Regions from separate parts of the Homo sapiens genome. Here regions 1 and 3 are each linked to region 2. A link is a contact called in ENCODE Hi-C or POLR2A ChIA-PET data. All regions are on one chromosome and are shown on one strand. Each heading gives the region's core, a stretch centred on a gene start or an enhancer-like site at or near the end of the contact. The rest is flanking DNA. Distances are from core to core; before and after follow the strand shown. Region 1 has its middle 97 kb from the start of LINC02815. Region 2 has its middle 22 kb from the start of TMEM78. Region 3 overlaps NUP133 (nucleoporin 133).

Region 1 (3,363 bases), core at 782-3,281, 170 kb before region 2:
CATAATGCTGGTAACAGCTCTTCATTTGGAAGGGAGTGTTATGTGACTCCGTCTCCAGGCTTAACCTTCCCTTTTGCATAAGGACTTCGGGGGTCCTGAGAGTTTTTTATTTTCCTTTACACCAAATTATACCAACAAACACAAGGGCTGACGAAAGAGGATTCAGCTGCATAGTGGGTTCCAGAGCCAACTATTAAGAGATAAAAGGACATTAGGTTAAATAAAAATTCAAATCAAAAAGTGAGGTCTCAAGGCTTTTGGTTTTGGGTTGTTTTTTGTTTTGTTTTGTTTTGTTTTGTTTTGTTTAGGGGACAAAAGAATCTTGTGAAAGTGTTCTAAGCAAGGAGTTAGGAGACCTCAAGTCTAAGATGAGCCAGGGGCATCAAGTAAGCTGGTAACAGCACCTTGCCTTATAGGCCAGCAGGCCTTGGTCTTACGTTATGGGTCACATAGCCTTAGTGTTATGGGTCACAGAACGCCCTAAGAGTAACCTGATGAAAATGATGGGCCAGGCAACTGAGGAAGCTGCACATCAGCACCCACTGAGTTGTTGCAAACTATTTTTTAATTGCATTGGAAATGTGTTCAGTCATATAGGCAGAATGTAAAATCAACCTAGAGAACGTAACAGGATATTACACGAGGACTTTTCCGGTTGTGTTAGGATCTTTGCTGAAAAGAACTCTTAACAAGCACCTGCACATTCTAAAGGAACATATTTGAAATAATTGCTAAATGGTGCTAAAAGGTGGCCAAATACTAGTTCTTTGAATTTTAACCAATCACACACCTCTAGGCTACATAATGGAAAAATGAACTCATTAAAGGGATGCGAAGATGCCTTTAAGGAAAGCTGGAGTGTCGGTTGGGTATATTACTACTGCCTCTGGGAGGAAGCCACCCTCCTCTCCACCCCTACCAAGCCTAATAACCAGTCCCAGAACAGGGGAGTCAAGGCTGCCCTCTCACCTGTGGATGTAGTTCAGGGGTCAAACCAGGAGAGGAAATGGAAGTGAGAATCAAGGGCATCCAAGTGAAACAGAGAAAGGAAAAACCACTCGATGGATCCCTGAGAGTGCTGGTCCAGCCTCCGTCCTCACCTGCTGGAATCCCACCTGCCTTTCGAGGCCCAGCTCCATCTGCCATTCTGGAAGCCTCCCACAGCTGCCAACTTCAACGGTGATCTCTTGACCCCCTTACAGCACACTTGGCCATTATGGGCCCTCGGATGCTGCCCAGGTATCATGGCAGCAGCACTCCCTGGGTCATAAGTGGCCTCTGCCACATGCATCTTTCACTCCATCCCCAGCCCCAGAGAAGACAAGCATCTCACCTCTTCCCCCTCAGCACCTTGCCAGAGGTGCTCAGAAAACAATTCATGAGTGATTACACAGCTAGTTAGGTACAATTCTGCAGGCCATTTGTCTAAACTCAGTCCCAGGCTGTTGAAGTTACTCCAACCTGGATACTGGATACCCCTAATTCTCCTAAAGTTTCCAGCTGGGTCCTGAAAGCTACAAGATACCTATCTTTCTCAAACATATTGTCCCCAGGCTGGGTCACCCAGTGGAAAGGCCAAAAACATGCTTAGGGCAATAGCAAGATAGGGAGCCCAACACTTTTTTTATGTGATGATTTACATAGGCATCATGAGAAAAACGCCTTCTTAAACATATGGCTTAGTGTCGGATCTGCTTTTAGTCGCACATGGGTGACCGAGGTGGGATGTGCCAGGTCTTTTCATGCTTGGGGCTCCTACTCTGCTGGCACCGACCCACGCCGTCTAAGATTGTGGCTTTTAAAGGTTCTGTGGCTTTTAAAGCACTTCCTGTGCAGGTCTGCTCCGCAGCTCCAGGCGCTACACCTTCTCAACCCACAGGTCAGGGAATAGAGGCCCAGAGAGGGTCAGGGATCCTAGTCCGGGGTTGGTGAGCCCCCTGGGTAGGGGATTTATTCAAGGGCTGGGGCAGATGCTGTGGATGAGGCTTCCCCACTCCCTGCTGTGCAAGGAGATCCTGTTGTTGGCATTGCCAGCACACCGCCAGCACTTGATCCTCTGGCTCAGAGCCCATTTACCTGAGCAACTTGCCGCAGTGCTCTGAGGTTCCATTTCCTCCATTACAAAACATAGCTAATAGTATCATATCTCTCTGGCCTAATACCAGAACTTTAATTAGGCTTAAATGAAACATAGGAGAAAACAACTCAACCAGGACCTAGCATGCTCCTTCAGGTTTTTGTTAAGGTTGGGGCCCTGGGGGACAGGAGGCCCCATCCTGGAGCAGGAACAGGAAAGTGTGACCGACTCTCCTTGACACCCTGAGTGGCAGATCCAGAGCGCTGTCACCAGGAACAAGGGGAAGCTCACCAGCGGGAGCCTCCCAGCCCTCCGCTGCAGTGTCTTCCGGGCTGCTAATGGGTTTCACGTGTGCAGAGGCCAATGCCTCAGTCCTGGGGATGGGGTCTGGGACAGCTCCTGTGGCTGTCTCCTCAGCCGTGAGCAGCCGCATCCTTTTACAAATAATGAATGCCGTTTTCCATAGCTGCCACGATGCAAGAAAAACTGAAAAAACAACCCGGGTGAGAGGACAGTCTGTGCTGCTGGGCAGAGGCCAAAACCTGAAAACAAAGCAGAAACTCAGACCACAGGTTGGCATTCTGTGAGATTCAGAGGACCTGGGTTGAGGAAGGAGTGTCTCCATGGTCACAGCACAAACGTCACTTAGGAAAATTTACACTCCTCTTCCCACCCAGGGGCCTCATTAAACCACCCACCGAGACATCCCCAAAATATGATTTGAAATGAGCAAAGGATAGTTTCTTATTTTTACGCACATTGTTATAAATGTAGCATCTTTTTTTAAAATGTGCTGTTTTATTGCTGTGTTACAGGGATTTGCAAACTTTTCCTGTAAAGGACCTGATTGTAAGTATTTTAGACCTTTGCGATCACACATACAGCCTCTGTTTCAACTACTCCGCTCTGCCGCTACAATGCGAAAGAAGTCTTAGGCAATAGAAAGGGCATAGAAGCGTTCCAACAATACCTCATTTACGAAAACAGGTAGGGGGACAGATTTATCCCACTGGCCAGTTTGTCACCCTCATGCTCTGTGATATGCCTTCTAAATAAAACCATTGTGTTTGTGCTGCAAATACAATTATAGGACAATTTCTCTTTCAACCAAACTCCTGCCTTCAAGCCCCTTCTATGTAAAAACCCTGGAACCACCCTTGGTCCTGCAGAACATTCCCGATACCAGCTGAGGTTTCTGTGCACCAACTCAGGCGGCCTCCCTGGCCAGAGACAGGAGGAGCCAGGAATTCTGAGTTAGTCCTGAAGACAGCCAGAGATCAGAGAGG
Region 2 (3,660 bases), core at 600-3,099:
TCCAGCTCCCCATTCATCCAGTGTTGTTAGGAATGTCTAAGCAGGCCAGGCACGGTGGCTGACGCCTATAATCCCAGCACTTTGGGAGGTCAAGGTGGGCAGATCACCTGAGGTCAGGAGTTCGAGACCAGCCTGACCAACATGGAGAAACCCCAACTCTACTAAAAATACAAAAAATTAGCCAGGCATGGTGGCACATGCCTGTAATCCCAGCTACTCGGGAGGCTGAGGCAGGAGAATTGCTTGAACCCGGGAGGCAGAGGTTGCGGTGAGCTGAGATGACGCCATTGCACTCCAGTCTGGGCAACCAGAGCAAAACTCTGCACCAAAAAAAAAAAAAGAAAAAAGAAAAGAAAAAGAAAAGAAAAGAAAGAAACTTCTAAGTAGCCCATATCTAATCTGGTGGTGGGAGATAGTTAGTTCTTTTTTTCCCCAGCAATTCTGCGTCCCAAAGTGCCCTATCACATCCTAGAGCCACACAGCTCTCCTGCGGGGATCTAGACCAAGATTAACACATGACGTGCTGCATCCCACAAGGTGGACACCCCTTCCAGTGTGCCCAGGATTGAGTGGCTTCCTGGGATGCAGGACTTTCAGGGCTAAAGCCAGAACAAACTGGTCCCCTACCCACATGACCCTTATCCCTCCAGAAAGAGACCCAGGCCTTCAAAGGAAACAAACTAAGCTACCCCTGTGGACAGAAGGCACCTAGACCAGCCCCCCAGTTGGAAGACAGACCCAGCATCATTTGAAGATTAGAGGTGTGGAACCTTCCAGACTAGTCCCCAACCAAACCACTGGTGCCAATCCAGGCCTGAATGGTCCCCTAAGCCAGGCTGAGCCGAGCCTGGGCACTGAGCTGTACCCTCCTCTGAGCCAGCTGAGGTTGTGTCCCCATCCCACCCACCCACCCTCTCTGGGATCCCAGGTCCCTAGAGCAACTCTTGTCACATCTGACCAGGTAGGTGCCTGGGTATGGTGAGGATGCACACCATCCAGGGTGATGCCCACATGGCACTGCCAGTTCTGTGCATCGGGCTATGAAGAACACTCTCGTGGGGTTTATTTTTGCTGACATCTCTTAGCCCTGGTAGGGTGGAGTGGGGTTGGGGATGGGTGCAGTGTGAGCAAATTGTGGCTAATTTTGCTTCTGCTGACCAAGAGACTAGATGAGGTTTATAGAATGCACGTAAAAAGCTGAGGGAAGTGGAATGGGGTTTCCACTGGCCTTCTTTTCACCCTGTGGGTGGCTCAGCCTCCCCTCTGTATATCCCAGCCCTATGCCTACAGAGGCTCCCTTGTACCCACAGGCGTTGGTCTCAGGCCTGGATACAGGGAAATGAAGAGCATGGAGAAAAAGTGAGCAGGAAGGGAGAAGAAAAGGAGGTGGATGGGTAAGGAGAGAAAAGACAGGGCCCCAAACTTGCCTCAGTGCCCTGAGTAAAGATGCTTACCAATTCCTAAATACCGCAGTGGCTAAGAGCTCTACATCTATCAGCCACATGCTGACTCCTCCAACAACTCTAGAAGCCAGGCTGGCTTCTGTCCCATTTTTACATAAAAAGAAACTGCCTCAGAGAAGCTGAGCAATTTACCCACAGTAACACAGCAGTCAGTCTCATCACAGGGAGGCGTGACTGCAAAGCTCTCAGCAGCGATAATATACAGCTTTCTGTCTTTTAAACTTCTATTTGTAGAAGTACACGGTGAATCTCCATGCCAAGGAAGCTTTCTATCATCCTAACTGAAAGACCTACAGGCACCGAACTCATTAACAGAAGTACCTGGGGAGTCAGAACCCCTCGCCTGAGTGCTGGGAACGGCTGATGCGCGCCCCCTGCCGGCTGTTCCGAAAACAATCAAATAACGTGAGGCTGGCAGCCTGGACCGGGATGCTTCACAAAGAAACGAGAAAACGGCAGCCATGCTGAGACTGTTCTGGATTTGGAATATGCAATTCTGGAGACAAGAGAGAAAAGAGAGGAGTAATTCAAAACGGCTAGTTCCCTAGAGGAATGTTTGAGAGAGTGGTTGTAAAATGCAAATGGCCTTTCAGCTTGAAAATTTGCAGTGGCAGGTAGATTCACACAACCTGAATTCAGAATACAAAGAAAAGGCAAGAAATGAGATGTAATCCTTGACTAAAAATAAAAACAATCACAAAAGCCATACATAGATATATAGAAAATGTTGACAAAAACAATATTTGAGTGCTTACTATGAGCCAAGTACCATTCTAAGAGCTTTGCCTTTATTATCTCATCTAAGCTTCATAGCAATTCTATGAAATAATACTGATTTATCAGATGTGGAAAATAGGGCATACAGATGTAAAGCAACTTGTATAAGGCCAAACAGCTAGAAAGTAGCAGTACTTTACAGGGATAGATACAGTAAACAAAAGGCAGGTGGAAGAGGGATTACAGGTTGCTCTTATCCAGAGTGGTTGCAGCCAGGTGCAGTAGCATGTGCCTGTAACCCCAGCTACTTGAGAGGCTGAGACAGGAGGACCTTTTGAGCTCAGGAGTTTGAATCCAGCCTGGGCAATATAGCTAGACGCCCTCCCCCTTCCCACCCCCCCGCCGCCGCCATATCTAAAAAATAAAAAATGTCAGGCGTGGTGGCTCACACCTGTAATCCCTACACTTTGGAAGGCCGAGACTGGAGAATTACTTGAGCCCAAGAATTCAAGACCAGCCTGGGCAACATAGCAAGACCTCTCCCCACCCCTATATGTACAAAAAAATTTTTAAAAATTAGCCAGGCATGGTGGTGCTCCTGTAGCCCCAGCTTCAGGAGACTGAGGGGGGAGAATCACTTGAGACCAGGAGGTTGAGGCTGCAGTGATCACGCCACTGCATTCAGCCTTGGTGACAGAGTGAGACCCTGTCTCAAAAATAAATAAATAAATAAATAAATAAATAAATAAATAAAAATGCTTGAGACCAGAAATGTTTCCAATTCGGGAATTTTTTGGAATATATAAGATATATTCCAAAGTCAACATTTTTAAAAAGATATATAATGAGGTATCTTGAAGATGAACCCCAAATCTTAAGACAAAATTCATTTATGTTTTATATATAAACCCTTATAAACACAGCTTCCAAGTAATTTTATGCAATATTTTTAATAATGTTGTGCATGACAAAGTCTTGAATGTGTTTTGACTGTGATCTGTCACGTGAAGTTAAGTGTGGAATTTTCTACTTGTGGCATCATATTGCTGCTCAAAAAGCTTTGGATTTTAAAGCATTTTTGATTTTGGATTTTCGGATTAGGGATACTCCACCTGCCTAGACTGCGGGAACAAATATGCCGGCTTCCCACGCGTGGGAAGTGATAGTGTTTTCCAGGAGTGATGAGGTATTTGAGCTGCCTGTTGCTCCTTCCTTATTCCCATTCCCCTTGTAACCAAAACAAACAAACAAACCAGCTAGGCATGTGTAAGCCCGAAGGCTAAGGTTGCTCATGTCTGGCCACAGTAAAGAAGAAGCCCAACCAGCTCCCCCTCCCAGAACTGGAATTTCTGTCCCCTGTACCATGAAAACATCTCACCTCCTGAGCTGAGTAGCCACAGAGACAAAGAGGGTAAGGAAGGGAAAGAACCTTAGGCTTGGGGCTGTTTCCTATACCTGTGGTTTTTAAAAGGAATCTGGC
Region 3 (3,863 bases), core at 960-3,459, 250 kb after region 2:
ACTAAATATGATTAATTGCTGATGAGAAGGAGCCAGCACGAGAAAGGTCAAAGGACAGAGGAAAGGGAGAACTGAAAGGATGTAGTCTTAAGTGAAGCAGGAGAGAGTGGCCTTCAAAACAAAGAGCAGTCTCTGATAGGAAGAAGAGTACACTTCCTACTTTATTGGGAGGGAAAGAGGAACAGGATTTGGGATCCAGATACATTCATAGCTAGTAAGCTAGGAGGTACAGGGAGCTCTTATCAAGGGCTTCTGTGATCTCTGTGAAGTAGGAAGTTAAGTCCTCTGCTAAGTCTGAGGGAAGTGGGAGGAGACTGGAAAAGGGCTGTCATGGTCCCTTGGTAGAACAGGAGACACAGCTGACTGGAGAAACGCAGAAAAACTCTTGAAAGCGTGAAAGGCCAGGGTGAAGCTGGTGACCCAGTCACGCTACAGGTTATGAAAATACAAAGGTGACTATGGCAAGATTTAATAAAAAATTACAGAAAAAGTTCCCCAAAACTCTCATGAACAAAAGATTTAGTGTTTTTTGGGCTAAATAAAATGAAAACCAAAATAACATAAAAATCAATTTCAAAGAAATGATGCTATAAAAACAGTAATATTACCTTAGCAAAAGATTAAACAGACAGTCACACTTAAAAGTGTTATCTACCAATTGTGACCCCAGGGGCCATCTGGCAATGTCTGACGATAACTTTGGGCATCACAAGTTGGGGGAAAGGGTGCTAATGGCATCTAGCAGGAAGTGGCTGGTGATGCTGTTAAACAGCTTACAATGCACCGCTGGAGTGCGGTGACGGGATCTCGGCTCACTACAACCTCCGCCACCTGGGTTCAAGCGATTCTCCTGCCTCAGTCTCCTGAGTAGCTGAGATTACAGGCATGTGCCACCACACCCAGCTATTTTTTTTTTTTTTTTTTTTTAAGAAGAGACAAGGTTTCACCATGTTGGTCAGGCTGGTCTCGAAGTCCTGATCTCAAATGATCTGCCTGCCTTGGCCTCCAAAGTACTGGGATTACAGGTGTGAACCATCACACCCGGCCTCAAATGACAATGTTAATGGGGTTGAGAAATCCAGCTTTAAAGGCACCACAATTCTGTTTGTAAGGAGTCTACATCTTTAAGAGAGCTAGCTGACACTCCCCCAGAAATCATCCCTTATTAAGTCCATAGTACTTCACCCATGTTGGGCAGGATGAGTTCAGCACAGCTGTGCTACAGGGCCCATGACACTGTTCCTGAGGGTACTGCTTGCTCAGGACTTAGATCAGGGGTCCCTTCTTGTGCCTAATAATTTTCCCCTGTAAAACATCTTAAGATGACTACACCAGGTTGAATAGTGTCTCCCACAAATTCATATCTACCCAGTGCCTCAAAATGCAACCTTATTTGGAAATAAGGTTTTTGCAGATACAATTTGTTAAATTATGATGAGTCTAAATCCAATGACTGATGTCCTTATAAGAAGGCCACGTGGGCTGGGCATGGTGGCTCACACCTGTAATCCCAGCACTCTGGGAGGCTGTGGTGGGTGGATCTTGAGTCCAGGAGTTTGAGCCCAGCCTGGCCAACATGGTGAAACCTCGTCTCTATTAAAAATTCAAAAAATTAGCCGGGCATGGCAGTGTGCACCTGCTGCTTGGGAGGCTGAGGCAGAAGAATTGCTTGAACCAGGGAGGCAGAGGTTGCAGTGAGCCGAGATCACACCACTGCACTCTGGCCTGGATGACAGAGTGAGACTCTGTCTCAAAAAAAAAAAAAAAGGCCATGTGAATGTGAGGACAGCTACGTGACAATGGAGGCAGAAACTGGAGTGACACATCTACAAACCAAGGATTGCTAGCAGCCACCCGGAGCTGAGAGAGGTGAAGACAGATCCTTTCTCAGAGCTTTCAGAGGGAGGGCCCTGCTCATGCCTCGCTCTCAGACTTCTGGCCTCCAGAACTGTGAGAGAAGACACTTGCGTTGTTTGAAGCTCCTGGCTTGTGGTGATTTGTTATGGCAGCCACAGGAAACAAATCTAATGACTGGTCACTTGCTGCATTATCATTTACATTTTGAGATGCCACAAATGTGACAGAATTTTAATTACAGGATAAACTTGTGAAAGATAAAAACACAGTACTTCAACTGAGATTTTTGAAGACTGAACCATGTAAAAGAACAAGATTAAAAGAATATAATTTTAAACAGAAACAAAAAACTTGCCTAATGGTGCCCCCTTCTGGTGACAAACTAAGCTCAGTAGATCACGAGGTACAGAATGTTAGAACTGTAAAAGCACTTTGGAATCTGTTGTCTCTGTGAGTGAGCCGCTATGCATCAGACACCAGTATGAGTGGGATTATGGAACCATGGGCTCAGAACTGGGGGAAATGAAGGTAGTACACTCAGTATATTCCTTCAAAACAAAGATCTGACGATAAACTAATGATCCTTTAGCCATGCTAACTCCCACCCCACTCAATACTTCGAAAAGGAAGAAACAGAAACACAATGGCAGAAATGTTCAGCATCTGTCCAAAGTTTCCCACAGCTAACAAGGGGCAGAGCAGGGGGGCTGGATCACCATTTTCCTGAGTATTTATTCAAATGTGAATTTGCCATACCTTTTAAGGAAAGTACCAGAATACATGAGCAGAATACATGTCTAAGATAAACTGAAATCTGCATTTGCCTTAAACCCAGAAGAGTATTAGAGCAGCAAGTGTGACCAAGTGAGGACAATCACTCCCCACCCCATACGCGCATCTGCTTAGGCACGCTCTCACTACAGCTGGACTTGCTCTGGCCAACAGGACACTAGCAAACGCCATCCAAGCAAAGACTTAAAGAGTGTGCACTGACACTTGTTCTCTTGCCACTCTAGAACCCTGTGATACATGAATAAGCCCAGGGCAGCCTGCTAGTTGAGGAGACATCACAGGAATAGAGAGCGAGCTGGCCAGCCTATGGCCCAGAAATGTGAGTACGGTAAAGAGCAGCCAGCCCAGCTGCAGACCAAAATGAGTGAGCCTACTCCGAAAAGTAAAACTGCCCCGAGTCCAGCCCCAACAGTCAAACTGCAGAATTGTCAGCTATGTTAAATGAGTCACTAAGGTTTGTGGTGATTTTGCGTAAAGCAAAACTCAACTAATAGGCCAGGTCTAATTCTTTTGCTTTTTTTGAGACAGGGACTTGATCTGTCACTCAGGCTAGAATGCAGTGGTGTGATTATGGCTCACAGTAGACTTGGCCTCCCGGGCTCATATGATCCTCCCAACTCAGCCTCTGAGTAGCTGGGACTAGAGGCGTGCATCACCATGCCCGGCTAATTATTTTTAAAATTTTTCTTTGTAGAGATGAGGTCTATGTTGTCCAGACTGGTCTCGAACTTCCGGGCTCAAGAGATCCTTCTGCCTCAGCCTCCCAAAGTGCTGGAATTACAGGTGTGAGCCACCACACCAGGCCATAATTCTTTAATATTACCAATAAAACTTTGCATGCGGCTGGAAGTGGTGGCTCACGCCTGTAATCCCAGCACTTTAGGAGTCAGCCTAAAATCAGGAGTTTGAGACTAGCCTGGCCAACATGGTGAAACTCCATCTCTACTAAAAATAAAAAAATTAGCTAGGTGTAGTGGTACACGCCTGCAGTCCCAGCTACTTGGGAGGCTGAGGCAGGAGAATCGCTTGAACCCGGGAGGCGGAGTTTGCAGTGAGCCAAGATCGCGCCACTGCACTCTAGCCTGGGCGACGGAGTGTCTCAAAAAAAAAAAAAAAAAAAAAAAAACTTTGTAAGCAACTTATTTGCACCTTAACGTTATACGTAAAAGACCCTTGCAAGATGTCTTCATGATCACCATTTTTAATGGTACATT

What was found. Hi-C counts contacts between places; a loop is a spot of excess contacts on that map. ChIA-PET counts read pairs that join two places held with the same protein, here RNA polymerase II (POLR2A). Pooled maps may share reads with other maps.
Region 1: a loop to region 2 is called in a map of MCF 10A, with 3 times the contacts of the local background. The contact joins two enhancer-like sites. A Hi-C loop is called at or near these places in 5 of 168 maps with a recorded cell type or tissue (Caco-2, HepG2, MCF 10A and 2 more), 1 of 37 single-sample maps with no recorded cell type and 9 of 50 pooled maps. POLR2A ChIA-PET finds 5 or more read pairs at or near these places in 3 of 52 experiments (HEK293, K562 and MCF 10A).
Region 3: a loop to region 2 is called in a map with no recorded cell type, with 10 times the contacts of the local background. The contact joins two enhancer-like sites. A Hi-C loop is called at or near these places in 3 of 37 single-sample maps with no recorded cell type and 6 of 50 pooled maps.

What each region holds. Positions count from the first base shown.
Region 1 is chr1:229,056,425-229,059,787 of GRCh38, forward strand. No RefSeq gene overlaps it. Among named protein-coding and RNA genes, the nearest start is that of LINC02815, 97 kb to the right of the region's middle. RefSeq lists an enhancer at 2,418-2,918. Within about 2 kb of position 2,032, at least 16 of the 41 ENCODE cell types and tissues checked have a DNase peak (open chromatin) inside an H3K27ac peak, as active enhancers do.
Region 2 is chr1:229,225,807-229,229,466 of GRCh38, forward strand. No RefSeq gene overlaps it. Among named protein-coding and RNA genes, the nearest start is that of TMEM78, 22 kb to the right of the region's middle. RefSeq lists an enhancer at 2,248-2,973. Within about 2 kb of position 1,850, at least 3 of the 41 ENCODE cell types and tissues checked have a DNase peak (open chromatin) inside an H3K27ac peak, as active enhancers do.
Region 3 is chr1:229,479,947-229,483,809 of GRCh38, forward strand. The region is part of intron 12 of NUP133 (nucleoporin 133); the gene reads right to left. Among named protein-coding and RNA genes, the nearest start is that of NUP133, 26 kb to the right of the region's middle. Within about 2 kb of position 2,210, at least 2 of the 41 ENCODE cell types and tissues checked have a DNase peak (open chromatin) inside an H3K27ac peak, as active enhancers do.